Regions from separate parts of the Homo sapiens genome. Here region 2 is linked to region 1. A link is an interaction called in ENCODE POLR2A ChIA-PET data of the cell type or tissue named here. Cell type or tissue: PC-9. All regions are shown on one strand. Each heading gives the region's core, and the rest is flanking DNA. Links, peaks and the distances in the headings are about the cores only.

What was found. ChIA-PET counts read pairs that join two places held together with the same protein. Peaks named below come from ENCODE experiments on the same cell type or tissue, not always from the same donor. Only the 100,000 strongest peaks of a DNase experiment are listed, where the experiment ranks them.
Region 2: POLR2A ChIA-PET joins it to region 1 with 11 read pairs; 13 of 35 experiments call an interaction of 5 or more read pairs at or near these places.

What each region holds. Positions count from the first base shown.
Region 1 is chr3:48,190,832-48,197,231 of GRCh38, reverse strand. MIR4443 (microRNA 4443) reads right to left here and starts at 668; the gene lies at 616-668. RefSeq lists an enhancer at 478-1,007. In PC-9, for the core only: CTCF peaks have their summits at 2,437 and 2,639 (motif pointing left); a DNase peak (open chromatin) is centred at 2,601.
Region 2 is chr3:48,426,911-48,433,310 of GRCh38, reverse strand. PLXNB1 (plexin B1) reads left to right here and starts at 3,225. Exons shown (of 38, transcript NM_001130082.3): 1 at 3,225-3,303. It overlaps CCDC51 (coiled-coil domain containing 51), which reads left to right. Exons shown (of 4, transcript NM_001256964.2): 4 at 145-1,138. The coding sequence ends at 903. RefSeq lists enhancers at 559-608, 1-924, 2,278-3,271 and silencers at 3,512-4,111, 4,192-4,271. In PC-9, for the core only: no CTCF peak of the experiment used is centred there; a DNase peak (open chromatin) is centred at 3,130; H3K4me3 peaks cover 2,467 bases; H3K27ac peaks cover 1,069 bases.

The sequences.
Region 1 (6,400 bases), core at 438-5,437:
AAGAGCATTGCTTCCTGTACTCACTGTCTTCCACGGCCAAGCCTGAGCTCACATGAGTGGGGTCTTGATCCCCCTGAAGATGACAGAAAGGTATGAAGGTGAGGAAGAGGAGTAGCCCTGCAGCACCTACCTCGCTGCTCACTCCCGGAGGCTCTGAGTGTACACAAGGGAGGGAGGCCCAGGCTGCACTCAGGAGACCACCAACCCAGCCTGAGACAAGGGGCAAGATCCTTCCCATCTATGCATTCCTGTTTCCTCCTCTGTGAAATGAACACGGGGGCTGCATTGGATGAAATGGAAACTTCTTACAGTGTGTTCTATGGAACAGTGGTCTGCAAAATTCTCTGTGAAAAGGGTTCCTCATGCAAGGAAGTATGTGAAACCTCCCTCCTGCTGTTTCTTGAAGACTCACAATACACCACTTGCTAAAGGCACTGAGTAATGCCACAGAAAAGGAACCTGTTTCACTCTGATTAACCCTGATTTCTTCAAATCTGTTCCCATTTTCACAGAACATACAAACATCCCAGGAGGCCTGGGGCATGCCTTGGAGTCTGGATCTTAGGCTGGAAGGATTGGAATGGGCCTAGCCCCAACTCCTTCTGGGGCAAGCATTGCTCAGGGCTAGAAAGGGATAGGTTCTAAAACCCACGCCTCCAACCCCCACCATGCCATCCCTTTATCCTTCCCCATACTGCACTTTGCTTAATATCAACCAGCCATCAGCAGGATGGTGCAAGAGGCTCTAACTCAACCAGGACAGGAAGGAATCCAGGAACAATTCACCTACCAGAGGCCCAAGGATTGAGAAAGGCCGGGACTGAGCAAAGACAGCACAGGTCCAGCTTGCGCAGGTCTCCAGCCCCCTCCCAGCCCCCAGCACAGGGTGTTTCCTCTCCTCTGAGTCTGTTCTGTGCAGGGGCACAGCACCCAGGTATAAGCTGTAAGGAGGGCTCAGATGCTGCCTAGGAACTCTGCCTTCCAGAAGGAGGGCCCCAGGAAACCTCACAAGAAAACTTAGCCCTTTGAAATGAAATCCTCACCCGATTCCAGAACCTATTATGGCTCCCTACCACCCCAGTGGCCTCCGTTCACTGCCCACTGGCTCTGACCTAACTCATCATCTCCATCTACCGGGGAATCACCTTCCACAGAACGTTAAGGTTGGACACCACTCAAAGCAGTGTTCAGGGCCGAGCACGGTGGCTCACGCCTATAATCCCAGCACTTTGGGAGGCCGAGGTGGGCGGATCACGAGGTCAGGAGATCGAGACCATCCTGGCTAACACGGCGAAACCCTGGCTCTACTAAAATTACAAAAAATTAGCCGGGTGTGGTGGCGGGCGCCTGTAGTCCCAGCTACTCGGGAGACTGAGGCAGGAGAATGGCGTGAACCCGGGAGGCGGAGCTTACGGTGAGCCGAGATCGCGCCACTGCACTCCAGCCTGGGCGACAGAGCGAGACTCCGTCTCAAAAAAAAAAAAAAAAAAGCAGTGTTCATGTGTGTAGCGTCATACACTCAGTAGTGTGTGTCAGTAAAGAGGAATGAACTAACCATAGATGCAGAAACACAATTAGCACAGGGGTGGGGTGAGGGGGACAGTGAGGATTAGCAACACCTCGAATTTCTTTCTTTTTTTTTTTTAAATATTGAGACGGAGTCTCGCTGTTACGAAGGCTGGTCCGGAACTCCTAGGCTCAAGTGATCCTCCTGCTTCAGCCTCCTAAAGTGCTGGGATTAGAGGCATAAGCCACCACACCTGGCCAACCCCAGGAATTTCTCCGGTACATTTTATTTCAACCACTATCTCTACTACTTACTCTGTTTTCTCTTGCTGATGCCTCTGTGTGGGAGACCTGCCAGGGGCCATTACTCCCATTTTCTTTTCTTTTCTTTTTTTTCTGAGATGGAGTCTCACTCTGTCGCCCAGGCTGGAGTGCAGTGGCGCGATCTCCGCTCACTGCAAGCTCCGCCTCCCGGGTTCACGCCATTCTCCTGCTTCAGCCTCCCGAGTAGCTGGGACTACAGGCACCTGCCACCACGCCCAGCTCATTTTTTTGTATTTTTAGTAGAGACGGGGTTTCACCGTGTTAGCCAGGACGGTCTCGATCTCCTGACCTCGTGATCCGCCTGTCTCGGCCTCCCTAAGTGCTGGGATTACAGGCGTGAGCCACCGCGCCCGGCCATTACTCCCATTTTCTAGAGGGGTACAACTGAGACCAAGAGTCGTCAAGAGGCTGCCACAGGCCAGGCTGGCTCACACCTGTAATCCCAGCACTTTGGGAAGGACAGGGGGGTGGATCACTTAAGCTCAGGAGGTTGAGGCTTCAGTGAGCCAAGAGATTGCACCACTGCACTCCAGCCTCAGGTGACAGAGTGAGATCCTGTCTCAAAAAAAAAAAAAAAAAGAGTCTGCAACATAAGATAAAGGGCCAGCTGAGACCAACAACACAGGTGTAAGGCTCCTGGCCCTGAGCATGTCCCACCTTGCAGAAGGCTCTGGAAACATCCCAGAAAGAGGGGTGTATTTGGTTTCTCACACGTGTGCTAAGCTTTATTCTTTTCTACCAGCAACTCTCAATTCGTTCCCAAATAATGGTCTCCTGGGAATATAGTGCCCTCCGGTGGCCTTCCTGGGTGCTACATCAATGCCCTCCGATGGGAAGAGTGGGATGAAAAGTCCTTCCTCAACCTTCTGGGAAGAGAAAAGAACCCTAGGAACCCACCTCACCACCCCAAGCCATAATCCAGTCTATCTTCCATGGGGAAAAGGAGGGGAGGAATGATGGCTTCTCAGAGACTCTTTCTAAATCCACTGCCTTCAGGATAACATTCAAAGTCTTATTCTTTATTCACTCCACAAACATTTCTCCTTGTCGCCATGAGCCAGGCTTTATGCTGCTGCTGGGAACAAGGGACCATAGTGCCCCGAAGGAGCTCCCAGCTCCTGCAGGAAGTCCAGGGCCGGCCTCTCCTGCTATGCCTGGATGCCTGCTTCCCACCTTCAGAGGCCAATAGCTTCCCTCCATCATGACCTCTCCACGGCATCATTTTTTTTTACTTTTTTAGGAGCAACTGGAGAGAGGAGGAAAATCTGAGAGTGGTGCTCTGAAAACCTAGCAAAGCGAATGTTTCTAGGAGTGGCCAAGCATGCAGTGAGGATGATGGGTGGCTGCTGGGTGGAGTAAAGCTAGGACTGCAAATTGGTCACTGTATTCAGCAAAATGAAGGTTCCCGGAGAATTTGACAAAAGCCGTTTCCACCCTGGCACAGTGGCTCATGCCTGTAATCCCAGCACCTTGGGAGGCCAAGGCGGGCAGATCACTTGAGGTCAGGAGTTCGAGACCAGCCAGTGAAACCCCATCTCTACTAAAAATACAAAATTAGCCAGGCGTGGTGGCGGACACCTGTAATCCCAGCTACTCGGGAGGCTGAGGCAGGAGAATCACTTGAACCTGGGAGGTGGGAGGCGGAGGTTGCAGTGAATTAAGATTGCCACACTCCAGCCCGGGCGACAGAGTGAGACTCCATCTCAAAAAAAAAAAAAAGCCACTTCCATGGAGTGGGGAAAATCAATGTCTGATGACAGTGGGTCCAAGAGAAAATGTGAGGAGAGAAATTAGAGACAACTTTTTTGAGGAGTTTTACTGTGTTTTGTTTTTTGGGTTTTTTTTTTTTTTGAGAGGGAGTCTTGCTCTGTCTTTCAGGCTGGAGTGCAGTGTCCTGATCTCTGCTCACTGCAATCTCTGCCTCCCGGCTCAAGCAATTCTCCTGCCTCAGCCTCCTGAGTAGCTGGGATTACAGGCGCCCACCACCATGCCTGGCTAATTTTTGTATTTTTAGTAGAGATGGGGCTTTCTTTTCTTTTTTTTTTTTTTTTTTGAGAGGGAGTCTCGCACTGTCACCCAGGCTGGAGTGCAGTAGTGCCATCTCCACTCACTTCAACCACCGCTTCCCAGGTTCAAGCAATTCTCTTGCCTCAGCCTCCCAAGTAGCTGGGATTACAGGTGCCCACCACCACGCACCACTAATTTTTTGTATTTTTAGTAGAGATGGGGTTTCACTATGTTAGCCAGGCTGGTCTTGAACTCCTGACCTCATGATCCACCCATCTCGGTTTCCCAAAGTGCTGGGATTACAGGCGTGAGCCACCATGCCCGGCCAAGATGGTGTTTCACCGTGTTGGCCAGGCTGGTTTTGAACTCCTGACCTCGGCCTCCCAAAGTGCCGGGATTACAGGTGTGAGTCACTGTGCCCGGCCAGGAGTTTTACTGTGAAGGGAAGGAATGAATATAGTTGGAGGGGAAAGTGGCATCAAGGAAAGGCTTTTTATCACTAATAATAAACATTTCATTGAAATACACCATTCATACAGAACAGCTAACAAATCTTGAGTGTGTAGCTCAATGAATTTCCACAAGGTGAACACACTCAGGTAACCAGCACCCAGATCAAGAAATGGAAAGTGGCCAGGTGCAGTGGCTCATGCATATAATGCTAACACTTTGGGAGTCCAAGACGGGAGGATCGCTTGAGCTCGAGAGTTTGAGACCAGCCTGGGCATCATAGTTAGACTCCCGTCTCTAAAATTATACATATATTTTTTTCTGAGACAGAGTCTTGCTCTGTTGCCCAGGCTGGAGTGCAATGGCATGATCTCAGTTCACTGTAACCTCCGCCTCCTGGGTTCAAGTGATTCTACTGCCTCAGTCTCCCAAGTAGCTGGGATTACAGGCGTGTGCCACCACACCCGGCTAATTTTTTGTATTTTTAGTAGAGACGGAGTTTTGCCATGTTGGCCACACTGGTCTCGAACTCCTGACCTCATGATCCACCCACCTCGGTTTCCCAAGGTGCTGGGATTACAGGCGTGAGCCACCATGCCCAGCCAAAATAAAAAATAAAATTTTTAATTAGCTAGGTTTATGGGTGCATGCCTGTAGTTCAGGCTACTCAGGAAGCTGAGGTGGGAGGATCACTTGAACCCAGAAGTTCGAGGCTATAGTGAGCCATGATCATGTCACTGCACTCCAACCTGGGCCACAGAGCAAGACTCTGTCTCAAAAAGTGAAAAATAAATAAGAAACAGAATATGACCAGTTGCCAATATCCCCTTCATGGCCCCTTGCAGTCACCACCATCTTTCTGAAAGGTAACTAGTACCATAACTAACTTTTTTTTTTTTTGAGACGGAGTCTCGCCCTGTCACCCAGGCTGGAGTGCAGTGGCTCAATCTCGGTTCACTGCAACCTCCACCTCCTGGGTTCAAGCAATTCTCATGCCTCAGCCTCCATAGTAGCTGGGATTACAGTTGTGCACCACCATACATGGCTAATTTTTGTGTATGTATATATGTGTGTATATATATGTTTGTGTATATTACATGTGTGTATATATGTATATTACATATGTGTGTATATATGTATATATACATATATATGTATATGTATATATACATATATATGTATATGTATATATACATATATATGTATATGTATGTACACATATATATGTATATTATGTATATATACACATGTATGTATATTATGTATATATACACACATATATGTGTGTGTGTGTATATATATATATATTTTTTTTTAGTAGAGATGAGGTTTCACTATGTTGGCCAGGCTGGTCTCGAACTCCTGGCCTCAAGTGATTCGCCTGCCTCAGCCTCCCAAAGTGCTGGGATTACAGGTGTGAGCCAGACCTAAACAGCATGTTCTCTTTTGTGTCTTCCTTCTTATGTTTGACATTGATGTGAGATTCACTCCTACTGTGGGTAGCGCTTCTGTCCTTTTCATCACTGTATAAAATAACTTTGTTCTATTTACCCATTTTATTGTTGATGGGCATTAGGGTTGCTTTCTGTTTGGAGCTAAAATGATTAACATGGCCATGAATATTTGTGTACATGCATTTTGGCACACTTGAACTGTATTGTAGCTTCTGTGCCAACTTTTCCCTTCCCATGGCCTTCTGTGGCCACCTCCTCGCCTTCCTACATGATTTCCATAGTTGCCTGTGACCTCATTCTGGCCACCTTCAGTGACTCTCCTGGGTGCACCTCTGAACTATGGACTCGGCTACTCCCTTGTGGTTTCTATCTCAGCCCCAGCTTTGCGGTCCTGTCTCACTACATCAAGTCCTCAATGCTGGTGCTCCCCAGATCCAGGGTCCTAAAAACCCTTTGTACATCCTCAATGGGCATTACCATCTTCATGCTAATCAACACCAAATCTGCCTCCTGACTACACCCCCCAGCCAGTCCACCAGCACAAAACTGAGCTCATCAAATTCCTCCAAGAAGTATGCCTCCAATTGTTGAAATGTTACATCCACCCAGGTACTTGAATCATTACCTAAGAATCATTCTAGCCTCCTCCCTTCCCTCTA
Region 2 (6,400 bases), core at 829-5,828, 240 kb before region 1:
GTTGGTGCTACCTTCATTCATTCAGCATGGGTCTATGGAACATGTACTCTGCCAGGCACAAGGTAGTGAGCCATCTGCTGGTGGCTATAGCTGCAGGGCCACCTTGTGCCCATGTAATCCAATAACATGGCTTTGCTTCTGCAGGAGGAGAAGAGGCTTCGCACAGCCTATCTGCGTGCAGAAGACTCTGAGCGAGAGAAGTTCTCCCTCTTCTCTGCAGCTGTGCGGGAAAGTCATGAGAAGGAGCGCACAAGGGCTGAGAGGACCAAGAACTGGTCCCTCATTGGCTCAGTCCTGGGGGCCCTGATTGGTGTGGCTGGCTCCACCTATGTGAACCGTGTGCGACTACAGGAGCTGAAGGCTTTACTCCTGGAGGCGCAGAAGGGGCCTGTGAGTCTCCAAGAGGCCATTCGAGAACAGGCGTCTAGCTACTCCCGCCAGCAGAGGGACCTCCACAATCTCATGGTGGACCTGAGGGGCCTGGTACATGCTGCTGGGCCAGGGCAGGACTCTGGGTCACAGGCAGGTAGTCCCCCGACCAGAGACAGAGATGTAGATGTCCTTTCAGCTGCCTTGAAAGAGCAGCTTAGTCATTCCAGGCAAGTCCATTCATGTCTAGAAGGCTTACGAGAGCAGCTTGATGGCCTAGAAAAGACTTGTAGCCAAATGGCTGGGGTGGTTCAGCTTGTAAAGTCTGCAGCACACCCAGGCCTGGTGGAACCAGCAGACGGGGCTATGCCCAGCTTCTTGCTGGAGCAGGGGAGCATGATCTTGGCACTGTCAGACACGGAGCAGAGACTAGAAGCCCAAGTCAACAGGAACACCATCTATAGCACCCTGGTCACCTGTGTGACATTTGTGGCCACACTGCCTGTGCTCTACATGCTATTCAAAGCCAGCTAACCCCTGGCCCCTCCTCCAGAGGGTCTGAGGCAATAGCTGTGAATGTGGATTTAAGTAGAGAATCGTAGCAATGAAGCGAGCCTTTGGGGGCATGTACAACCTCAATCTGAAGGAGCAGTATCTGTGTGGCTCACCAGCAGGCATGCTTCGCTTTGTAGACAAGGTTCATTTACATTAATTATCAAAACTTTGTGCTAATGTCCAATTAAAATATCCTGAGTTTTATTATTTAAAACAATCAGACTGAGTTTTTTTCATTAAGAATCAAGATCCAAGACTTGAAGGTTGGGCCTGGAGTTGGGGTAGTCACCCCCTTTAGTTCCTCTCTCATCTCCTCTCTGTCCTCTTTTCTGAACTGTTATGGATGCACTCCTGAGGCCTAGATTTTCATTTTGGATTTCCTCCAGTTACCTGACTGTCCGGTGTCAGATGGCCTGGGAGTTCCAGTGAGTGGAACCTAGCCTGCTGCCTACTCATTTCGTGACCATGGTTGCTTCCCATCTCCTGGATCACTTTCTCTACCATGTGGGGGAGAACTTCCTGGTTCTAGTACTGGAGGAGTGATCAGAGGAGAGCAGGGAAGGGAGATTGGGAGAATGGTTGATAAATGTTGCTGGGGACATAAGTATAGGGATTGGTGGCCAGTCTGGATCCCTGGTACAGAGATTGCTTTGGGCAGCAGTGGTGTGCCACGGGGGCTGGGTGCACACCCCCACACAGCCCGGGGATATCTTCCACAGGCATAGGCAGAGCTCAGGACACCGGGAGTGTGCATGGAGAGGCAGTGATAGGGAGGGGGGGGTCTCCCACAGGTGGGAGGTGCAGTGGGGCATATGTATGATCTCTTTTCAGAGGGGAACAGTGACCCTTGACCTTGACTAAATGGCCATGGGTGGCCTTGTGTGCCCTGAGTAAACAGGAGCTTTGGGCTGGTATTCAGTCCTGGTGTTGGAGTATTGGAAGTCAGGCACATTCCAGAGAACCCACTCCCCTTTGAGAGCGCAGGGTAGCTATATGCAGGGGGGCCGCAGGTGGGGACTCGTTCACTGGTGCCTGTGCAGAGCTCTCAGAGCCTGTGGAGTCAGGAGTGTTTCCCATAAGGCATACTTTCTTCTTGGAGCCTGTGTTCAGTCTTGGGCAGTGAGCATGGCCCAAATGCCCCCCACCCCAGGTTCTCAGCACCTGGTCCCTCAGTCAATCTATCCTTGGCGAGTAATGGCTCCCCAGAATGGCATGGGATGGAAAGACCCCTGTGCTTAGAGTGTTCACATTCCTTGTAGGGCAGGAGGTAGCGTATCTGTGTACAGATGAAAGGGGTTGTGGGGTTTGGAAGTCCCAGTTTCCTCTGGGGTGAGATAGGTCCTGAAGTGTGTGCTTGGATGAATGGATTTGGGGAGGGAGGGATTCTGTGCATGTGGAGGGGGCTGCTACAAGCTACATAGGCAGGAAAGCCAAAGTGGGTGAGGGACTGGGGCAGACTGTCCTGGCTGGGGTGGTGATGGGTGTGGGGGAGTTGTGCAGAATGATGTCACAGGCCCGGGGTGCCAGGTTGGCAGTCTGAGGTCAGAGGCTAAGGGTGAGGGATCCAGGGAGGGATTGCTATGCTGGTGCAGACAAGGTGCTAAGCACCTGGACTCAGGTGCTGGAAGTGGGAGTGGAGGAAAAGGGGTGACCTGACAGGAGACCCTTGATAGCTGGTGGGAGGTGGGAAGAGGGTGTCTCTAGCTCTAGGGCAGTAGCCAGTGTGGATGACCTGAACCTCCTGATTGAGGCTCCCCTAGCCTGTGGAGGCCTTGGAGGCTTTCAGATGATGCCTGTGACGTTTTTGCCTCCCAGGAAGCTGTGCCAATGGCTTTGAGCCAAAGTCCTCCAAAAGTCCTAATAGGATGGGCCAGGTTCTGGTCCTGAGTTAGCCGTGGGCATGCCAGGGTGTGAAGGGCCCTGCACAGGGTACAAATGGTCCCCAGGAGAGAACCTTTCTGCCAGCGTTTCCTCCCGCAGAAGGCCCAGGTGTTTGCCAGTGAGGGAGCCCAGACTTGCCCAACGCTTCTCAGCTTGGGGTGGGTCCAGGTCTGGGTCCTGGGCTGGGAAGAAAGGAAGGAAGTGAGCCCTTGCTTGTGCGCCTCTGCAGCCCAGGTTCCCTGCCTTCACAGCCCCGCTAGAGGTGGGATCACCCCCACTTACTGGTGAGCAAATAGGCTGGGGGGGGTTGGTGTCAGGTTACATGGTTTAGTTGATGGCGCAAGCCCAGGTCCAAAGCCCATGCTCTTCTCAAACAGCCAGAGGTGGGGGCCGGAAGGAGGGATTGGCTGTTGGGGAGTAGTGGGAGCAGGGGCGGTGAGCAGGGGCGGTGGGCAGGGCCAGGTGCGCAGGGGAGAAACAAGGCGCCTTGGAGTTCAGGTAAAGAAAGTTGGGGAGGATGACCACCGGAGCCGGGTAAGGAAGGGAAAGGGAGCTCCGGGCGCGGGGCGAGGCCGGGCGCTGGCAGAAGAACGGGTCGGGCTGGTGAGGGACTCGGGTGCTACCCGGCTCTGGACGGGCGGGAAGAGGCCGGGACGCTGTTCCACCAGCACCTGCGGGTGCGGAGCGCGACCCCCCGCCTCGGCTCCTGGCAACCAGGAAAGTTCCCAGTTCCGGTTCCAAGGAGGCGAGCAGGTGAGGCCGACGGGGCGGGGCGGCTCTGGCTCCCGGGGTTCACTCCTCACCCCTCCGGGCGACCCGCGTTGCCATGGCGACCGCCGCGGTGCAGCCCGCCCCCGCCCTCCCCCGTGCGGGAGGGGTCGGGTCCCCAGCCCTCGGCCGATGCGGAGCCCGCGGGGCTGGAATGCGGGGTCCCGGGCGGTTCGGGGCCGCGCGCCCGGCTCTCCGGGCTGCTTCCGGCCTGGCCCGGGCGGCGGGCGGGGGGAGGGCAGCCCGGCAGGCGAGGGGGAAGGAGCGGAGACGAGCCCGGCCGACGCGGCTTTGTCTCCTTTGTTCCCGGCGGTGGCAGCGCCGCGCGGGAGGGGCGGGCAGCGGGCGCAGTTTTCCGCCCCTCGGTCTCCGGGTAACAGCTGCGGCTCCGCCAGACCCGGGGAGAGGCCGCTGCGCGCGGAGCCCGAGCCCGGAGCGGCCGACGCCCGCCTCGGCGCGCACATCCCGCGGGGCCCGGCCGGGTGGTGAGTGCGGGGCTCGGGGCCAGGGCGGCGAGGAACGGGGCTCCCGAGGTGGAACGGGCCGGGGCCCCGATCCCGCCGGGCAGGGGCGGCCTGGGTGAGTGGTGGGCGGCTTTGGTTTTGAGAGTTGGGACCACACTTCTCCGCGCGAAGGGAAACTCTGGCGACTCCGCCTGGAACGCGATTGGGAGACTGAGGAGGTGGAGCTGCTCCTCCGCGCCCCCTCCTCGCCGTCGCCGCCGGGGACCGGCCGGCCCCTTCCCCGCCCTCCCAGGGCCAGTGATGGGGTCCTCGCCTCGGGGTCTGGGGGTTGGGGAGGGTCAAGGACGAGCCGAGTGGGGAGGTCGGGGCTTCCCCTCAGTAGTAACAGCCCTTTCTGGCTGCTCCCGGTGGGACTGACAAAGGCGGACCTCGAGCCTCCTGACCCCCGGGCGGGTGGGGGGGACCCTCCTCTCCACACACAGACATATTAAGTGGGTGATCGATGAGCGCCTTGGGTCATCGCAGGTGCCTGGTAAATGGTGGATCTCCCCACCCCTCCTCAACACACAGAAAACAGGGCGGGCAGCGGGCACCACTGCACTGTCAATGAATAACTCACCTCTGTAGTGAACCCTGGGAGCTGAGCAGGAGGGTGAAACGGGAAGGCCGGTTTCCCACTAACTGGCAGGCAAGGCAAATGTGGGCTGTCCTATGGCCCCTCTGCAGGTGCGGAATGGCGGGGTTTGTGAGCCCCTTTTGTTGTCGAGGACAGCTCCACGGGGGTCCGGGAGGTGCTTGCTCTACAGACAGAAGTTGGGCAGTCTTGCGCCCCCTGAAAAGGTTCAGAGTAGGGTGGCCCCAGAAGAGACTCCAGGGCATGTGTGGGGGAGCACTGGGCACAGGCAGAGTTAGGCTTTGGCTGTGAGTCTGAGCAGGGCCTCAGATATTGGGAATGGGCAGGAGATCCTGGCTGTGTAAGTTGGGGATGTGAGGTCTGGTTCTAGATCAGCCTTTTCAGTCTGCCCTGGCCTGGTCATTAATAAAAGTGGGGCCAATGTGTTCCCTTTGAGAGACCAAGTGGCTTGGAGGGATTGTGGGCCCCCTATCTCCCCTACTTGTTGGGTTTTCTTGGGTGTGAAATGGGGGTTCGTTCACCATACAGGGAGCATCTGGTCTGTGCTGAAGTCTGTGTAAGTTGCTGGGGCCTCTGAATCAGAAGCCATACTCCCTGCCTTCAAGGAGCTTCAAGTCCAGAGTAGGAGGGTGGAACAGGGAGAAAGGTGACCCTGGTTGGCATCACTAATGCCAGGCACACACTGTTTCATGTTTACTGGTCAGAGCAATCCTGCCTCCCATTGTACAACTAGGAAATCTGAGGCTCGGAAAGCCTGAGGCAGAGCGGCCGTGCCTGTCAGGGTGGTGGCTAGGTGTGTCCATTCTGTCCACCGCATGCAGCGGCCTCCTCAGGAGCCTGGGAGGACAGGGGAGGCTCCCCAGGGAGAGGATGGTTGGTGTAGGAGTTAATGGGATAGCGAGGGAGTGGGCATTCCAGGCAGCGGCAAGAGCCTGTGCAGCGGTTGGAGGAGCCAAGCAGCCTGCAGTTCAGGCTGGCAGGAACGAAGGGCATGTGTGGGGGAGCACTGGCATGGATCGGGTGGGAGAGGTGTGGACTGGAGGGGTAGGCCTTTATCCCTCCCGCTCTGGGGTGCCCCAGAGGCTCTTGGGGGAGGGGTGTACTCAATTCTGCTCAAGGAAAGTCCTGAGAAGTTGGGAGTTGGGAGGCTAGATTGGAGGGGCTGGGAGCTGCTCAGTGGCCTGTGGCAGAGATTAAGTGAAATCCATGTGCCTGAAATGGAGGAGAAAAAGTCACTGCTCTTCTTTCTGTCCTCCTTCCGACACCCATGGTATGTGTGGAGGGGCAAGGGGTGCTAGGTCCTGATTCACAGGGAGACTGCTGGCAGAAGCCTGACCACTTTCCCTGGAGTGGGTCAGCGGCCGACCTCCTCAGTGGCCTGGCCAGGAGCTGTTCTGATCCCGCCCATTTCTTCCTGTTGTCTCCTCATCCAGTGTTTTTTTTTTGTTTTTGTTTTTAACCATTTTTTCATCTCCCAAGGCTCTGTCATGCATCAATGCAGTTTTGATTTCACATATGGGGAGTGGTTTTGTTACTGCCCCTTGAGGGCTGGAGAACTTTGGCACGCAGTAGGCTCTGAGCAAATATTTGTAAGCATGTAGGAGTGAGTATTGGTCTAACTATGGGACCCTGTGCCCAAGGCCCATCCCTGGCATGCGGTGGCAGGAGAATTGAACAGTAGCCCCTTGCAAGAGGTGGCCTCTGCCCATCCTCAGGTGGACTCTGTCTT